2 separate regions of the Homo sapiens genome follow, and region 1 is linked to region 2. A link is an interaction called in ENCODE POLR2A ChIA-PET data of the cell type or tissue named here. Cell type or tissue: A673. All regions are shown on one strand.

Evidence for each region. ChIA-PET counts read pairs that join two places held together with the same protein. Peaks named below come from ENCODE experiments on the same cell type or tissue, not always from the same donor. Only the 100,000 strongest peaks of a DNase experiment are listed, where the experiment ranks them.
Region 1: POLR2A ChIA-PET joins it to region 2 with 11 read pairs; 3 of 35 experiments call an interaction of 5 or more read pairs at or near these places.

Annotation. Positions count from the first base shown.
Region 1 is chr10:12,979,192-12,987,191 of GRCh38, reverse strand. The region is part of intron 2 of CCDC3 (coiled-coil domain containing 3); the gene reads left to right. Among named protein-coding and RNA genes, the nearest start is that of CCDC3, 19 kb to the left of the region's middle. In A673, no CTCF peak of the experiment used is centred here; no DNase peak of the experiment used is centred here.
Region 2 is chr10:12,778,269-12,786,268 of GRCh38, reverse strand. The region is part of intron 5 of CAMK1D (calcium/calmodulin dependent protein kinase ID); the gene reads right to left. Among named protein-coding and RNA genes, the nearest start is that of MIR548Q, 57 kb to the right of the region's middle. In A673, CTCF peaks have their summits at 3,428 and 3,631 (motif pointing left); DNase peaks (open chromatin) are centred at 2,668, 3,618 and 4,898; H3K27ac peaks cover 1,581 bases.

The DNA.
Region 1 (8,000 bases), 200 kb before region 2:
GAAATGGGAGGATTTGGTGGAGGTGAGAGACGATGAATTTAGACAGGGGAGGGATGTGTGCAGGCGCTGGGGTGAGCCAGCACACAGCAGAGGACAGGGCTGCATACCAGGGAATGGAGGGCCGATGAGGGTGCACGGGTCAGTGGACCCACACTGGGAGTTCCTGGCTTGTTTTTGAGTGTAGGCAGTTCACACTCGAAGAAGATTGCCCTCCAGCAAGGAGGGGTCAGGATTTGTGACTATACTGTGTGTGGTGTATCATTTCTTTCTTTTTTGTTTTGCCATCAAATGAAAGTTTTATTGAAACAGTTATTACTCTTAAACAGGGACAAATGCTATATTATTGTTACATTTTTAGTTTCCTATTTTACAGGGATTACTTTTTTGTTTTTGTTTTTGTTTTTTTGTTTTTTTTTTTTGAGACGGAGTCTCGCTCTGCCGCCCAGGCTGGGGTGCAGTGGCACGATCTCGGCTCACTGCAAGCTCCGCCTCCCGCGTCACGCCATTCTCCTGCCTCAGCCTCCCGAGTAGCTGGGACTACAGGCGTCCGCCACCACGCCCAGCTAATTTTTTGTATTTTTAGTGGAGATGGGGTTTCACCATGTTAGCTAGAGTGGTTTCCATCTCCTGACCTTGTGATCCGCCCGCCTTGGCCTCCCAAAGTGCTGGGATTACAGGCGTGAACCACTGTGCCCGGCCTACAGGGATTACTTTTTTAAAAAATTCATTTTATTTTGGAATAATCTTAGATTCACAGGCAGTTGCAAAGAAATGTACAGACGGGTCCCAGGCACCCCTCACCCCTTGTCCCCTACTGTTAATATGTTGTATAACTGTAGTGCAATATCAAAACCAGGCAATGACACTGATGAAATCTGCAGAGTTTATTCAGATGTTAGTATTCAGTCATTACACAGGCACTCATTTGTGTACATGTGTAAAACTCTGTGCAAGTTTATTACATGTATCTTACTGTAAAATGTACAAAAGTAATTACTTTTAATGGCAAAAATGGCAAAAAACTGCAATTACTTTTTGCACCAACCTGATAGTTACACAGGCAGTCATTTATGTACATGTGTAAAACTCGAGGCCAGGCACGGTGGCTCACGCCTGTAATCCTGTCTCTACTAAAAAATACAAAAAAAGTTAACTGGGCGTGGTGGCGGGCGCCTGTAGTCCCAGCTACTCAGGAGACTGAGGCAGGAGAATGGCGTGAACCCGGGAGGCGGAGCTTGCAGTGAGCCGAGATCGCGCCACTGCACTCCAGCCTGGGCGACAGAGCAAAACTCCGTCCCAAAACAAACAAATAAAAAACTCGATGCAATTTTATCACGTGTGTCTTTTGGTAACCCCACCACAATTAAGATACAGAACTGTCCCATCACCAAGTGGCTTCTTCCTGCTACCCCTTTTAAGCTACCCTTCCCCTCACCTATCCCTAAACTCTGGCAACCCTTAATCTTTTCTCCATATCTATAATGTTATTTCAGGTGTTATGTACATATAATCATACTATATGTGCCTTTGGAGATTGTCTTTTTTCATTCAACATAATTTCCTTGAGGTTAATCCAAGTTACTGGATTCCCTTTCATTGCTGGGTAGTATTCCATGGTGTAGATGCACCGCTGATTGCTTAACGAGTTGCCTACTGAAAGACATTACGGTAACTTTCAGTTTTTAGCTATTACGAATAAAGTTGCGGTGAACATTCACGTACAGAGTGTTGTGTAGGCATAAGTTTTCACTTCTCTGTTATAAATGCCCAAGAGTCCCATTGCTGGGTTGTATGGTAAGTCTATTTTTAGTGTTAAAAGAAACCCTGAAATTAATTTTCCAAAGGTCCTGTACCATTTATATTTCTATCAGCAATGGATAAAGCATCCAGTTCCCTGCCTCGTTGCCAGCATTCGGTGTAATTACTATTTCTTATTCTAGCTGTTTTGATAGGTGTGCAGTGCTATCTCATTATGGTTTTAAGGTTTTGCTTTTTAAAAAGTTAAGATACGATTTATATGCCACAAACTCACCCTGGATAAGAGTAGATTTCATATTTTTTGTTCTTTACCATAATTTAAAAAAAATCTATAGCTTTAAAAGTTTTTGGGTAGAGTAAAAAAAATCTATAGCTATGAATAGCGTAAACAGTTGAGTCTCTAACTGTACAATTAAGTGGTTTTCAGTATATCCACATATATGTGTAACCGTCACCACTTTTAACTTCAGAACATTTTATAACCCCCAAAAGAAACCCCAGATCCATTTTACTGATCAGTCTCAGTTCTTTGCTTCTTCCAGGCCCCAGCAATTGCTAGTCTATTTCTGTCTCTATGGCTTTGCCTACTCTGGACGTCTCATATACAGAAAATCTTACACTATTGTGTAAGATTTGTCTGTCTCAGGCAAGTCTCACTTAGCATAATGTTTTCAAGCTTCGTTCATATTGTAGTATGAATCAGTACTTTGTTCTTTTTTATGGCTGAATAATATTTCATGGTATGGTGCTATCACATTTTGTTTATTCATTCAGCAGTTTGGCATTTGATTTGTTTCCACTCTTGCCTGTTATAAATAATGCTGCTATGAACAGGTTTTTGTACGGATATAAGCTTTCATTTTTCATGGGTGTGTAACTAACTAGGAGCGGAATTGCTGGGTCAGATGGTAACTATGTTTAGCCTTTGCAGGAGCAGCCAGACTGTTTTCCAAAGCAGCTGCACCATTTTACGTGCCCACCAGCAGTGTATGAGGGTTGCAATTTCTTTACGTCTTCACTAGTAGTTGTTATTGTCTATCTTAATGATTTTAGTCATCCTAGTGGGACTCAAGTGGTATCACATTGTGGTTTTGATAGGCATTTCCCTAATGACTCATGATGTCGAGCATCTTTACGGTGCTTATTGGGCATTTGCATAGTGTCCTTTTGGGAGAAACGTCTATTCAAGTCCTTTGTCCAATTTTTAACTAGGTTGTCTTTTTATTGTTGAGTTGTAATAGTTCCTTGTTTATTATGGATACTAAACCCTTATCACATGTATGATTTGTACACATTTTCTCCCATTGTGTGTGCTGTCTTTTCACTGTGGGTTTTTTGTTTGTTTGTTTGTTTTTTGAGAGAGTCTTGCTCTGTCACCCAGGCTAGAGTGCAGTGGCACGATCTTGGCTCAATGCAGCCTCTGTCTCCCGGGGTCAGGTGATTCTCCCACCTCAGTCTCCCAAGTAGCTGAGATTACAGGCATGCACCACCATGCCCAGCTAACTTTTGTATTTTTAGTAGAGACAGGGTTTTACCATGTTGGCCAGGCTGGTCTCCAGCTCCTGACCTCAAGTGATCTGCCCACCTCAGCCTCCCAAAGTACTGAGATTACAGGCATGAGTCATTGCGCCCAGCCTCAGTGTGGCTTTAATTTGCATTTCCCTCATGGCTAATGATGTCAATCATCTTTTCATCTGTACATTTACCATCTGTCCGGCCTCTTTGGTAAAATGTTCATATCTTTTGCCCATTTTTTTTTTTTTTTGCCACTTCTTTTTATTAGAGCTATGACTGTAAACATTCCCTTTGTAGTATGTTGAAAGTTTTTTTCGTTTTGTTTTCTTTTGTTTTTTTTTTTTCTTGAGAGAGGGTTTCACTCACATAAGCCAGGTGGGAGTGCAGTGGTGCACTCTTGGCTCACTGCAACCTCTACCTCCCAGGCTCAAATGATCTTCCTGCCTCAGCCTCCTGAGTAACTAGGACTGCAGATGCACACCACCACCCTGCTAATTTTTGTATTTTTAGTAGAGACAAGGTTTCACCATGTTGCCCAGGCTGGTCTCGAACTTCTGACCTGAAGTGATCTGCCCGCCTCAGCTTCCCAAAGTGCTGGGATTACAGGCATGAGCCACCACTCCCTGCTGTTTTCAAATTCTTCTTTGCATCAGTGTTAAGATGGATTAGAGACACAACTGTTAAGCTACTCATAGCTATAGATTCTTTTTAATTCTACCCCAAAACCTTTAGAGCTATAGATTTTATATATATATATATATATATATATATATATATATATATATATACACTATTTTATTTATTTATTTATTTTTTGAGACAGCCATCACCCAGGGTGGAGTGTAGTGGCATGACCTTGGCTCACTGGAACCTCCGCCTTCCGGGTTTAAGCCATTCTTGTGCCTCAGCCTGTTCAGCAGCTGGGATTACAGGCACCCGCCACCATGCCCAGCTAACTTTTGTATTTTTAGTGGAGATGGGTTTCACGATGTTGGCCAGGCTGGTCTCAAACTCCTGATCTCAAGTGATCTGCCCACCTCGGCCACCCAAAGTGCTGTTATTAAAGGCGTGAGCCATTGTGCCCTGCATAGAGGTATGGTTTTTTTTTTTTTTTTTTTTTTTTTTTGAGACAGAGTCTTGCTCTGTCACCCAGGCTGGAGTGCAATGGTGCAATCTTGGTCACTGCAACCTCCACCTCCTAGGTTCAAGTGATTCTCCTGCCTCAGCCTCCTGAGTAGCTGGGATTACAGGTGCATGCCACCACACCCAGCTAATTTTTGTATTTTTAGTAGAGATGGGATTTCACCATGTTGGTCAGGCTGGTCTTGAACTCCTAACCTCAAATGATCCACCCACCTCGGCCTCCCAAAGTGTTGGGATTACTGGTGTGAGCCACTGCACCCGGCCGATTTTTTTTTTAATTATGGTAAAAAACACGTAATATGAAATCTACTCTTAACAAAATCTACAGTATTGTTAACTGTGTGTACGCTGTCGTATAGCGGATTTCTAGAACTTTTTCATCTTGCATGACTGAAACTCTGTTTTGTTGCCCTTTCCCCAGCTAAGTCCTCACCTCTCCAGCCCCTGGCAAGTACCATTCTTTCTGTTTCTGTGAGTTTCAGTGCTTGAGATCCCTTATATAAGTGGAATCATGCAGTATGTGTCTTTCTATGACTGGCTCATTTCACTTAGCTTAATGTCCTCAAGGTCCTCCACGTTGCAGCGTGTGACCATGGCTTTTGATTTTGATTGGTGGTAGCTCACTTTTTTTTTTTTTTTTTTTTTTTTTTTTTTGAGACAGAGTCTCTCTCTGTCTCCCAGGCTAGAGTGCAGTGACATGATCTCGGCTCACTGCAACCTCTGCCTCCCGAGTTCAAGCAATTCTCCTGCGTCAGCCTCCAAGTAGCTGGGACTACAGACACATGCCACCACGCCCAGCTAATTTTTGTATTTTTAGTAAAGACAGGGTTTCACCATGTTGGCCAGGATGGTCTTGATTTCTCGACCTTGTGATCTGCCTGTCTCAGCCTCCCAAAGTGCTGGGATTACAGGGGTGAGCCACCGTGCCCAGCCGCTCACTTCTCATTTTTAACTCATGGATAATCATGTGGTATCACTATGACTCACTTTCTCCATCGTAACTCATAGGGGATGGAATTTGGTAGTAACTAAAGTCAGAGCTTTGTAAATAAACAGGACTCTTGCCATGGACTACTTCATAGATGCCCTCAGTAATAGCACCTGTGCCAAAAAGTCAGCAGTCAGCAGGAGAAAGTTCTCACCCTGCCTGGTTGAAGAGGCTTCACTGGCCTCATTTCCTCCTGAATTTTTATCACTTTTCTTGTATAACTAAGTTTATTTTTCAATCCCCCAAGCCTCTCCAGAGAGCCTCAGTATATGATATGCTTAGGTGGATCCAAAAGGATCCTGGGCTGGGCACGGTGGCTCACGCCTGTAAACCCAGCACTTTGGGAGGCCGAGGCAGGCAGATCACCTGAGGTCAGGAGTTCTGAGACCAGCCTGGCCAATATGGTGAAACACTGTCTCCACTAAAAATACAATACAAAAATTAGCTGGGTGTGGTGGCAGGTGCCTGTAATTCTACCTACTCGGGAGGCTGAGGCAGGAGAATCACTTGAACCTGGGAGGCGGCAGTTGCCATGAACCAAGATCACGCCACCACACTCCTGTCTGGCCAACTGTGAGAATCCATCTCAAAAAAAAAAAAAAAAAAAAAATCCTGGGCCAGATGCAGTGGCTCACACTTGTAATCCTGGCACTTAGGAAGGCTGAAGCAGGAGGCTGGCTTGAAGCCAGGAGTTCAAGACCAGCCTGGGCAACATAGCAAGACCCTGTCTCTTAAAAAAAAAAAAAAGTCTAATCTTCCATAAAGGGTCTCCTCTCCCCCAAAGAGAGACTCCTCAAGCCAGCCTTCCTCTGGCCTCATGAAGTAACCAATGCTAGGGTCATGATTATGGCAATGTGCCAGAGTACTAGAAGCAGAGCTTGAGAGAAAGTGTGCCGAGAGTCTTGCAGTCTAGGAGATAGAAGATTCTGAGTTCTGTTTCCAAAGTCCCCTGTAGCTGTTTGCTTCATTGAATCCTCTCTCGGTGTCTTGCCCCCATGCAGACGTGGGGTCTGAATATGTAGACCATCTTTCCAGGGTCTAGGCAAAGAAGAATGACAGGCTCATAGGATCTATGGCCATAAAGCTGTGGTTTTAAATAGGAAGTGATCATTTATCTCCCCTCTGTGTTGGAAGCAGAAAGTTTGCTATTATCTGAGCTCTCCGGGAGGACATCTTAGCTCATGCAAACTTCTCCGGGGAAGAAGACATTATCTTTGCTTACCTAAGCCTTTCTTCCTCCACCCCCTCCTCCCTGTCTGCCCTGTGTTTCTGCCTCATCCCATCCATCACAGACACCAGCAGATTCAGCTCTCCCCTTTCTCAGCTGGCACGGAGGTTTTACAGACCCGTGGGGACATTTCTGGGGACTGATGGCTGTGGTTAGAATAAGCGCAGCCTGTGAATCTTGGGCTGGAGAGGATCTCCTCCTGTCTTCCCCATGCTGTTTTGGCTCTCACTGGACAGACCCTCAGGGACACTGTCAAGCTTCAGTTCCCCTGGCTGGTTCTCATCTTTCTTTTAGTTAAATCAGCTGTGACACCTGGCAGAGCCATGCTTCCCCCAGGGGTCTAAGCAAACCCAGATGCTTTTGGCAGTTTCCAGGGACTTGGGGCCCCAGAGATCACCCGACGTACTTGAGGGCAGTCTGTTTGCTTTGCAGGGGCACAGGATGAAGAATGTCAGGACTGAAAGGGACCCGGGAGATTGCCTAGTCGAACCCTTTCATGTAACATCATAAAAGAATCTCCTAAGAAAATTAGGACATACCCATAGCTACAACTATTAGCACGTAGCCTAGTGATGCTCTTTTGACCTTAAATGCAATAATCATCATTTCAATGATTAAACTATTAAGGCTATCAGTAGAAACTAGCATGGGGCTTCAAAAGTGCACAGGCCTGTGCCCTTTGCCACAGCTTTGTAGTAAAGCAAAACTGTCCTACTGAAGGTCAGCTGAAGTGAACAAATCAACCCATATCATTAACCAAAAAGCAACTGAGGCAGGTGTCTCAGTCAGTAGCGGTTTATTTAGCCAAAGTTTGAGGATGCACCAGGGAAAACACAAGTCACCAGAGCATCTGTGTTTGACCTGTGCTTTTCCAAAGAGGGTTTTGGGGGCCAGGTGTGGTGACTCGTGCTTGTAATCTTAGCACTTTGGGAGGCCAAGGTAGGAGGATCACTTGAGTCCGGGAGTTTGAGATGAGCATGGGCAACAGCAAGACCCTGTCTCTACTAAAAATATAAAAATTAGGCATGGTGGTGTGTGCCTGTGGTCCCAGACACTTTGGAGGCTGAGAAGCCAAGGAGGTCGAGGCTGCAGTGAGCTGTGATCATGCCACTGCACTCCAGCCTGGGCAATGGAGTGACACCTTGTCTCAAAACCAAAAACAAAGACAGAGGGTTTGGGGAGCTTCTGTATTTGAAAGGGAAAGAACAAGCAGGAGGGGAAAAAAAGAAAGGGAGGGCAGGCAGCGAGCACTTACTGATGAACACTCAGTAAATCTACATCTTTCATGTGAAAAGTCAGTGGTGCATTCTTCTGAGTGTAGGCAGAAGGTTGATGTCTGGTCTTGCCCTTGTCCTGTGAAGATAAGTT
Region 2 (8,000 bases):
AGCCAGAGGGTGAATATAGAAGTGACATGTCACCCAGCAAACAAGACAAAGCAAATTGATTTGGAAATGACATTTCCACCAACATGAAATATTTTTAAAATTGCATAATGGCACACACACCCATACCCTAAATTCTAATTTCACTTGTGATTGCTGGAATCAAGGGTCCTTTGAAACATTGTTTGAAAAAGCCCACCAAGATCACTTCAAATAGCTATTTTTCATCTCACGGAAATTCGTGGAAAATATAACATTCTCAGGCAATTTTCAAAACTCTCCTGATAATTTGATATGGTGGCCAAACCGGGCCAAACCGTGGAGATCCACGAGGATGTTCTCTCTCCTGCTCGCCTCCTGTGATCGGGAGTCAGCTGCACTGTTTCACCAACCTGCTGAATTCACCCGGCCTTTCTAGCATAGCCCCCAACCCATCCATTTTCTTGTTTCAGCTGTGGTGAGGTACATAGCCCTGGGAGAGTCCACTTCTCACTCTGATCTTGTCAGACGCCAGTTTTCCTGCCTGAGAACCAGCCGAACCGGCCAGTGTTGTGTTACCAGTTTTATGACGCGTGGCAAGGACTCTGCTGTAATTCCAAAAAATCACAGCGTCCAGCTTCCAAACTTGCAGAAGACCAACGAGTTTCCAGACCCAGGAGGTGCCCAGCACAGTCCCTCCGGGGCCTCGGAAAGTGATGAGGGCTCTGAACTATGCAGCCACAGTTCCATCTCCTGGCCAGTGCTGCCTGGAGATACCCGAGAGCTTCCTAGTCAAGGAGAAATTGTATTCTAATCGTATGCAGCAGAATTCACGTGTGATTGGGGAACCTGACAAGGACTCCCTGCTGCTCCCATGCCTCCTGCAAGAGGGATGCTTTGAGTTCTTGCTTATTTGGAGCTACTAACAAAGACAGGCGGTCACTGAAAGGCTCCATGGCTTGTGTAAGATGTCCCCAGCCTCCAGACAAAGCAGGAAAGGGCCTATTCTCCTGGCCCAGACACAACAGAAGGCACATCCCCTCAAATGACAAGGCAAAGTCCCTGGGGGCTCTGTCAGTGGCTATAGGGAAACCCACCCACCTGGAGATATTACAAGGGACCTATGCAAGCCAGTCGGCACGTCCAGCCTTCAGGATATCCCTTAGGCTTGCCCAAAGCCAGCGTTTTGGAGCTGCAGAGAGTGGGGTTAGCGTGGGGGCGGCTGTACTCAGTTGACACACATTGGGCACAACGGTTGGGTTCCCAGGTGCATTCATCAAAATCCTGTAACACAATGGCCTCCTCTGACTCCCTCTGTACCTCCAATGTCCCTTTACTGCTGCATAAATCCCACTGTCAAATCAGATTTCACGCTGCTGGAGGGGCAGGGCAGAGCTCTCATCTCCGTATGTCCTGATTGGTCAGCACTTGGTGATTCAACTGAACCCAACCTAGTCGCCACACACCATTATTTCTGTGGAAAAATGTCTTCCAAATTCCACACGACTGGGCTACAAGTCAACTTTGCTGCCTGAAATATTTTTGGTGAGTAGGTACAAGAAAAAATAACACAGGACGGGCAGAGGCAGGGAACAAATGAATTTGGGAATGGAAGCAACTGCCAATTGGCAAGTACCTGTATTAGGTAAAAGCAAGAGCAGTTTGCTAAATACCTTTCCATGAACACATGATTTCAGACAGGAACTTTGAGGAGAAAAGAGGCAGAATTCACCCTAACTCTCAGTGTGTGAATGTGCTTGTCACTCATGTTGCTCTCCCTTTAATACCTTTTCTCTGGCCGGCACGGTGGCTCACGCCTGTAATCCCAGCACTTTGGGAGGCCAAGGAGGATGAATCACCTGAGGTCAGGAGTTCGAGACCAGCCTGACCAACAAGGTGAAACCCCGTCTCTACTAAAAATACAAAAATTAGCCAGACGCGGTGGTGGATGCCTGTAATTCCAGCTACTCAGGAGGCTGAGGCAAGAGAATCGCTTGAACCTGGGAGGTGGAGGTTGCAGTGAGCCAAGACTGCCATTGCACTCCAGCCTGGACAACAAGAGTGAAACTCCATCTCAAAAAAAAAAAAAAAAAATACCTTTTCTCCAAGGAAGTTCGGGTCTACCAGGTTTAGGGGCAAAGGGCAGAAAGAAATACTTTGTTACACGATCTCTCAGAACCTCCTCCTGGTCAGATCTTGGGTGCTATTAACTCAGCTTTCTTTGCTATTCCTGACAAAACAATATCCCATCGGCTTATCAAGTTTACACCAGTAAATAAAAGTTAAGCTCCATGTAAACCACTCAGCCTCACCAGAGTGTCCAAGGAGCCATCAGAGACCCCTGTGGAGAGATGTGGTCCTTCTCAGAGACCACGATTAACTCATGCTTTTTATAAAACTAGGTAGAAAATTCAAAATAATTGGATTTACTACTGTGAGACTCACCACCAGCCCACTTATGGAAAATTCCACTTTGCGGGAACCAAGCTACTTTATATTGATTTAGAGCAAGTATTCCTGGCGAACGGAAAGACTCGAGAGACTTCAAAAAAACAAAAAAAGAGTTTCAGAAACCTTTCATCTTGTTTTTAAAACAATTAAATTGCCCATTTTCCTTACCAAAGAAGAGAGAAGAACAAGGCGTAACCAAGGGGACTGAAACTAAGACAGCAGCTGTCTTGTGGGTGTGGGGCTCGTGGTAATCAATCTTCATGCTCTTCTGAAGTAGAAAAGAATTTTCCCTTTCCCGAGCCCCAAGGACGTGCCAAGAAGCAGTTTCTGCTGAGAGGGTGGAGGAAACGGCGAAGCCCTTAGCCTCCTAGGAAGCCCACGTTCAGGGTGCTTTGCTCACCTCCATGGAAGTCTGTGTGGCCTCTCCTCTCTGTCCTTCACACATGACCCCTCCAGTGGGCGGAGGACGGTGACACATCAGGAGGGAGCAGCCTGGGGGACAGGGGCAGTCCTCGATGCCAGAAGATAAAAGCCAACAGTCCAGCACCAGGCCGGGTATAGTGGCTCACGCCTGTAATCCCAGCACTTTGGGAGGCTGAGGTGGGCGGATCACGTGAGGTCAGGAGTTTGAGACCAGCCTGGCCAACATGGTGAAACCCCGTCTCTACTAAAAATACAAAAATTAGCCAGGCGCGGTGGTGCATGCCTGCAGTCCCAGCTACTCTGGAGGCTGAGGCAGGAGAACTGCTTGGACCGAGGAGGTGGAGGTTGCAGTGAGCCAAGATTGCACCACTGCACTCTAGCCTGGGCAACAGAGCAAGACTCTGTCTCAAAAAAAAAAAAAACAAAAAAAAAAAAAACTGAAAATACTGAATTTACTCTAAAAAACAAGTCTGTTATCTCAGATCCAGCATGGAATCAGAGGACAGGATTATAGGCTGGGCTCTGTGCCACAGTAAACTAGAGGATTCATTACCTTGCCTATGCCTCAGTTTCCTGTCTTGATGGGCACATGCCACTGTGTCCTAGAGTTACGCCTGCAAGGAAAAGAACTGGAGCTCAATTTGGAAGAGTTGCACATGGCCTCTCATTGTAAACAATGCCAGTAGGTATCTGTGTCCAGGGTTAGACGCTCAGATCACAGCTGGTCTTCCGGTCCTTGAGGAACTTCCACCAGGAAGTGGGACGAAGCGATGCCCCCCCTGCTGGTGGGGGAAGGAACACCAGCTACTAAATCAAACTGTAATCAAGTTTCTAACAGTTTGCGACACTGCGTATCAGAGAAGACACGAGAAGATTTCTCTCAAACAGTGAGAGAGAAAGATGACATTTCTACCCAGCAGTGGCCTTTTCAGAGATGCTAAACAGAACTTAAAGATCAGGAAAAATAAAATTAAGCTTCGTGTTGTTGCAACCCCAGACACACATTTCAGTAGAGAATTTGGCCTCAGTAAGAATGACATCAAGACAAGGAGGTGATACTGAATGTGCTGGGTCAGGTCAGCTTCCTGTCAGTAGCAGAATTTGCAGCAGCAGGGATATTAAAAAAGAAAAAATTAAGACAATGAGGGACTTTTACCAGGAGCATCTTGATAAACAGCTGCTGCTTCACCCAGGTTTCCAGTATTGCAATCCAGACTGTTGGCAAGTAAAAATCAGGCTGAAACACAGGAGCGTTCTCTGCCTGAAGTCTGTCTTCCATCCAAAGTCACAGAAGAAGAGCAGAAGGCTTTTGGGACAGCTCTGATCTTTTCTGTTGGGATAGCCTCCTTCTCTGGTCTCTATCAGCCTTCACCTAGAGCTGTCATTCATGAGGAATGAATTGCCTCTAGCAATAGATCAGGATGGCAAAAAAAAAAAAAAAAAAAACAATTAAATTAAAAACATATCACCAGGCCAGGCATGGTGGCTTACGCCTGTAATCCCAGCACTTTGGGAAGCTGAGGCCGGTGGGTCACCTGAGGTCAGGAGTTTGAGACCAGCCTGGCCAACATGGTAAAACCCTGTCTCTACTAAAAATATAAAAACCAGGTGCAGTGATGCGTGCTTGTAATCCCAGCTTCTCGGGAGGATGAGGCAGGAGAATCGCTTGAACCTGGGAGGCAGAGGCTGCAGTGAGCTGAGCTCGTGCTACTGCACGCCAGCCTGGGCAACACAGCAAGACTCCGTTTCAAAAAAAAAAAAAAAAAAAAGTATCGCCAAAGAGCAGCTTACCCTGATCTGTCCAGTAGCCTCGAGTTTCACCACAGGCATGAGAAGTCCCCATGAAAGCACCATACTGGTATGTAATTACCATTCTCATCTGAGCTGGGACTGCTGTTTAAATGCTCCCAAAGCCAATCATGGAGGAGTGAGGCTAAGGAACGGGGAGGGAGTAGAAGCTGGGGCCACTGGGCTTTTGAAATGTGGGAGGGCCTTGGAACTCCGCGGGATGGAGGAAGTCAACTGTGCCAAGGAAGGCATTTCAGAGCAATGTGGCCACAAACGGCACTGCTGTGCGGCCCTTCTGGGGTCTCCCATGGGGGCCTACCTGCTGTGTGATCACGGCGTGACGCCTACTCTGTACTTAAGTCAAGCCTTTCTTGTGAAATCTGATTAAGAAGACTGCCGTAGTCATTCCAGGGTTTTGGTTTTTAATCATGACAAAGAACAAATGGAGCTCCACAATGCTGCCCTCCCCCTCTTTCCCACCACGACAAAACGTGACCTCCCTCCCACATCAAGTATCTAAAGAAGCAATTCCACAAGGAAGAAAAGTGCCTTAAAAACACTGTGTTCAGAGCGACTCTGTGGGACTGCCATGTGTGGGATGGGGCTCCTCAAAGCCAGGCTGGGTTTACGTCGCCCACGTGCGATGAGTCAGGTCCACGAAGAGGAGCAGGCCCTACAAGTCTCCCCACTTAGGGGGCCCTGTCCTCTCCAACACCGGGGGTCTGGCTGCAGCCCACGGTGTGATAAAATGTTCGCTGTGGGCTGTCACCAAGTGGCTGTTGAGAAAGAGAGAAAACTCTCATCTGGATGTTCCACCTACTCATCTGTGCCCTGTATGACAATTTCTCAGTTACATAAAACCCTGTTGTGACACTAACAGTCGGAGAGGATGAGAACAATGATGTAATGCTTATAGTCATGGACCAAAATATGGTATTTAAGTGAGAAACAAATAAAAAGCAAGCTCTGTTGGGGAGCAACCACATCGAGGAGTGAAGACGAAAGGACTGGGAACAGAGGCGCTATGGGGAAAGATGAAAAGAATCGAGATCACTCAGAAGACAGACGCTGGGGAGGTCCATTGACTGAATCCTTCTTCTTGGCTGTACGGAGTGAAGACAGGAACAATGATGGCCAGTATCCTTGACACGTAGATATTTACATACTTAAAGGATGCCAACTCACAAGTCTATAGAAACACACAATGTTAAAACCAGAAAAAAAATTTACAGGAGATATTTAGCCCAGCACATTTATTTTATATACAAGAAACTGAGAATCCCCAAGTTTAAGTGAAAGGCACAGGCCTCCTTCATATCTAATCAATGGCAGACAGAGGAGGACGCTTACATTCAAGTCCCCTGCTGGGTGGCTTTGAGGATAGAGGTCCTCGCCCCAACACTGTGCTGGCTGGAACCCCTGGTTTCCAAGAGCTCATCATAATCCCACGCCCCACATCAACTTCTAGAAGTGCAGTGATCCCTGAATTAACACCAATCCTCTAACTCAGTGAAAAAATACACCGAGAATGTTGACCAACTGTTCTCCATCTCCTTTTAGAGAAGAACAAGATGAAACACGTTTAAACTATTTTAGGCAAGTTAAGGCCGAGTTAGACCAAAGATATCTATCGTGGCTTTGCAGCCAACATGGCAACTAAGTTCCAGAAGGAAATGAACGATTCCTTCCCCGACAGCCTCAGGAACATAACAGTCAGCCACCATCTAAAGCATCAAGGTGCAGGTCTGCTTCTAGACAGAACGATGGACCAGCTGTACATGTTCCTTCTTATTTCTGAGTGACATCCGTAATGGAATAGTGTGGCTGTGGTTGTGCACTCCACATAAAATACTGCTAGGTGATGAACTGTCACTGAATAAGGCTCAAAAAAAAAATTCTCAACTAGGCACAGTGGTTAATATCTGTAATCTCAGCACTTTGGGAGGATGAAGCAGTAGGATCACTTGAGCCCAGGAGTTCAAGACCAGCCTGAGCAACAAAGTGAGACCCTGTCTCTACAAAAAAATTCAAAAATTAGCCAGGTGTGGTGGTGTGCACCTGTAGTCCCAGCTCTGCAGGAGGCTGAGGTGGGAGGATCACCTGAGCCCAGGGGATCGAGGCTGCAGTGAGCTATGATCATGCCACTGCACTCCAGCCTGGGGGACAGAGACCCTGTCTCTTGAAAAAAGAAAAGATAAAGATAGAAAACAGGCCATCCTCCACCAAATAGAAGTTTCTCATCTGTCTTGTCAATTACGTGATTGATACGGATGTTTTCTGTCACTTCCTACTGATGTTCAGTGATTCAGATATTTTAATTAATGCAGCTGAGCAGGCAATATACATAATTTTACTAACTTCCTTAGCTCTGACTTTTATCTCTTATTGCCGAGACCAAGGGGAATGTTATACTTGACTTAATTAAATGGATTCCCAATCTTGGTCAATACCATATTGAGAGCCACCATGGTATCCTGAGGAGCCACTTTCCACCAGATGGGCCCATCGTTTCTCCTAAATGATCACCAAGTACAATTCCACCAGCCCTCTCTCGAGGCTCAGTGAGTCTGTTCATTTCTCCCAGATCCTCCAAGAAGCAGCCCGTGACTCTGGGCCTCTGCTCCCCCTGCCTGCTCTGCACCTGTGACTCTCCTTACTTTTGCTCAAGTCCTACCCTTCCTCCAAATCCATGTCCTCCAGGAGTTTTCCCCTGGTCATTCCAACCCTTGATGAACCCTCTCATTCCCGTATTTTTTTAGAGATGGGGTCTCACTCTGTTGCCCAGGCTGGAGTGCAGTGGTGTGCTTATAGTTCGCCGTTGCCTCAAAGTCCTGGGCTCAGGTGATCCTCCTGCGTCAGCCTCCTGAATAGCTGGGACTACAGGTGTGTGCCACCACACCCACCTACTATTTTTTTAGAGAGACAGGGGTCTTACTATGTTGCCCAGGCTGGTCTCAAACTCCTGGACTCCAGTGATCCTCTCACCCTGGCCTTCCAAGGTGCTGGGATTATAGGCATGAGCCACTGTGCCCAGCCTTCACACCTGTATTTTAATGTTGCTTCTGAAATACACTGCCTCACATGAATCTGTGTGGCCCATCTACCACAATCTACTGCAGAACCTGTTGGTGTTAGCAGAGCCAGCCCTATGAGCCGCCCACATCTCAGTGACATGGATGGGGATGCCCACCAACTCCTGCTATCAGTGAAGTGATGTGCCGCCTCCACAGGCCACAGTCCTTGCAAAGGGTGTGTACAATCCAGGCAGCCGCCACATGTAAAAGGGTGAAGTTCCAAGTGCTTATAGTCCTCTTGCCTCCTCCTAAGGCACCCTGTGCATTGGGATACTTGGGGAAAAAGCA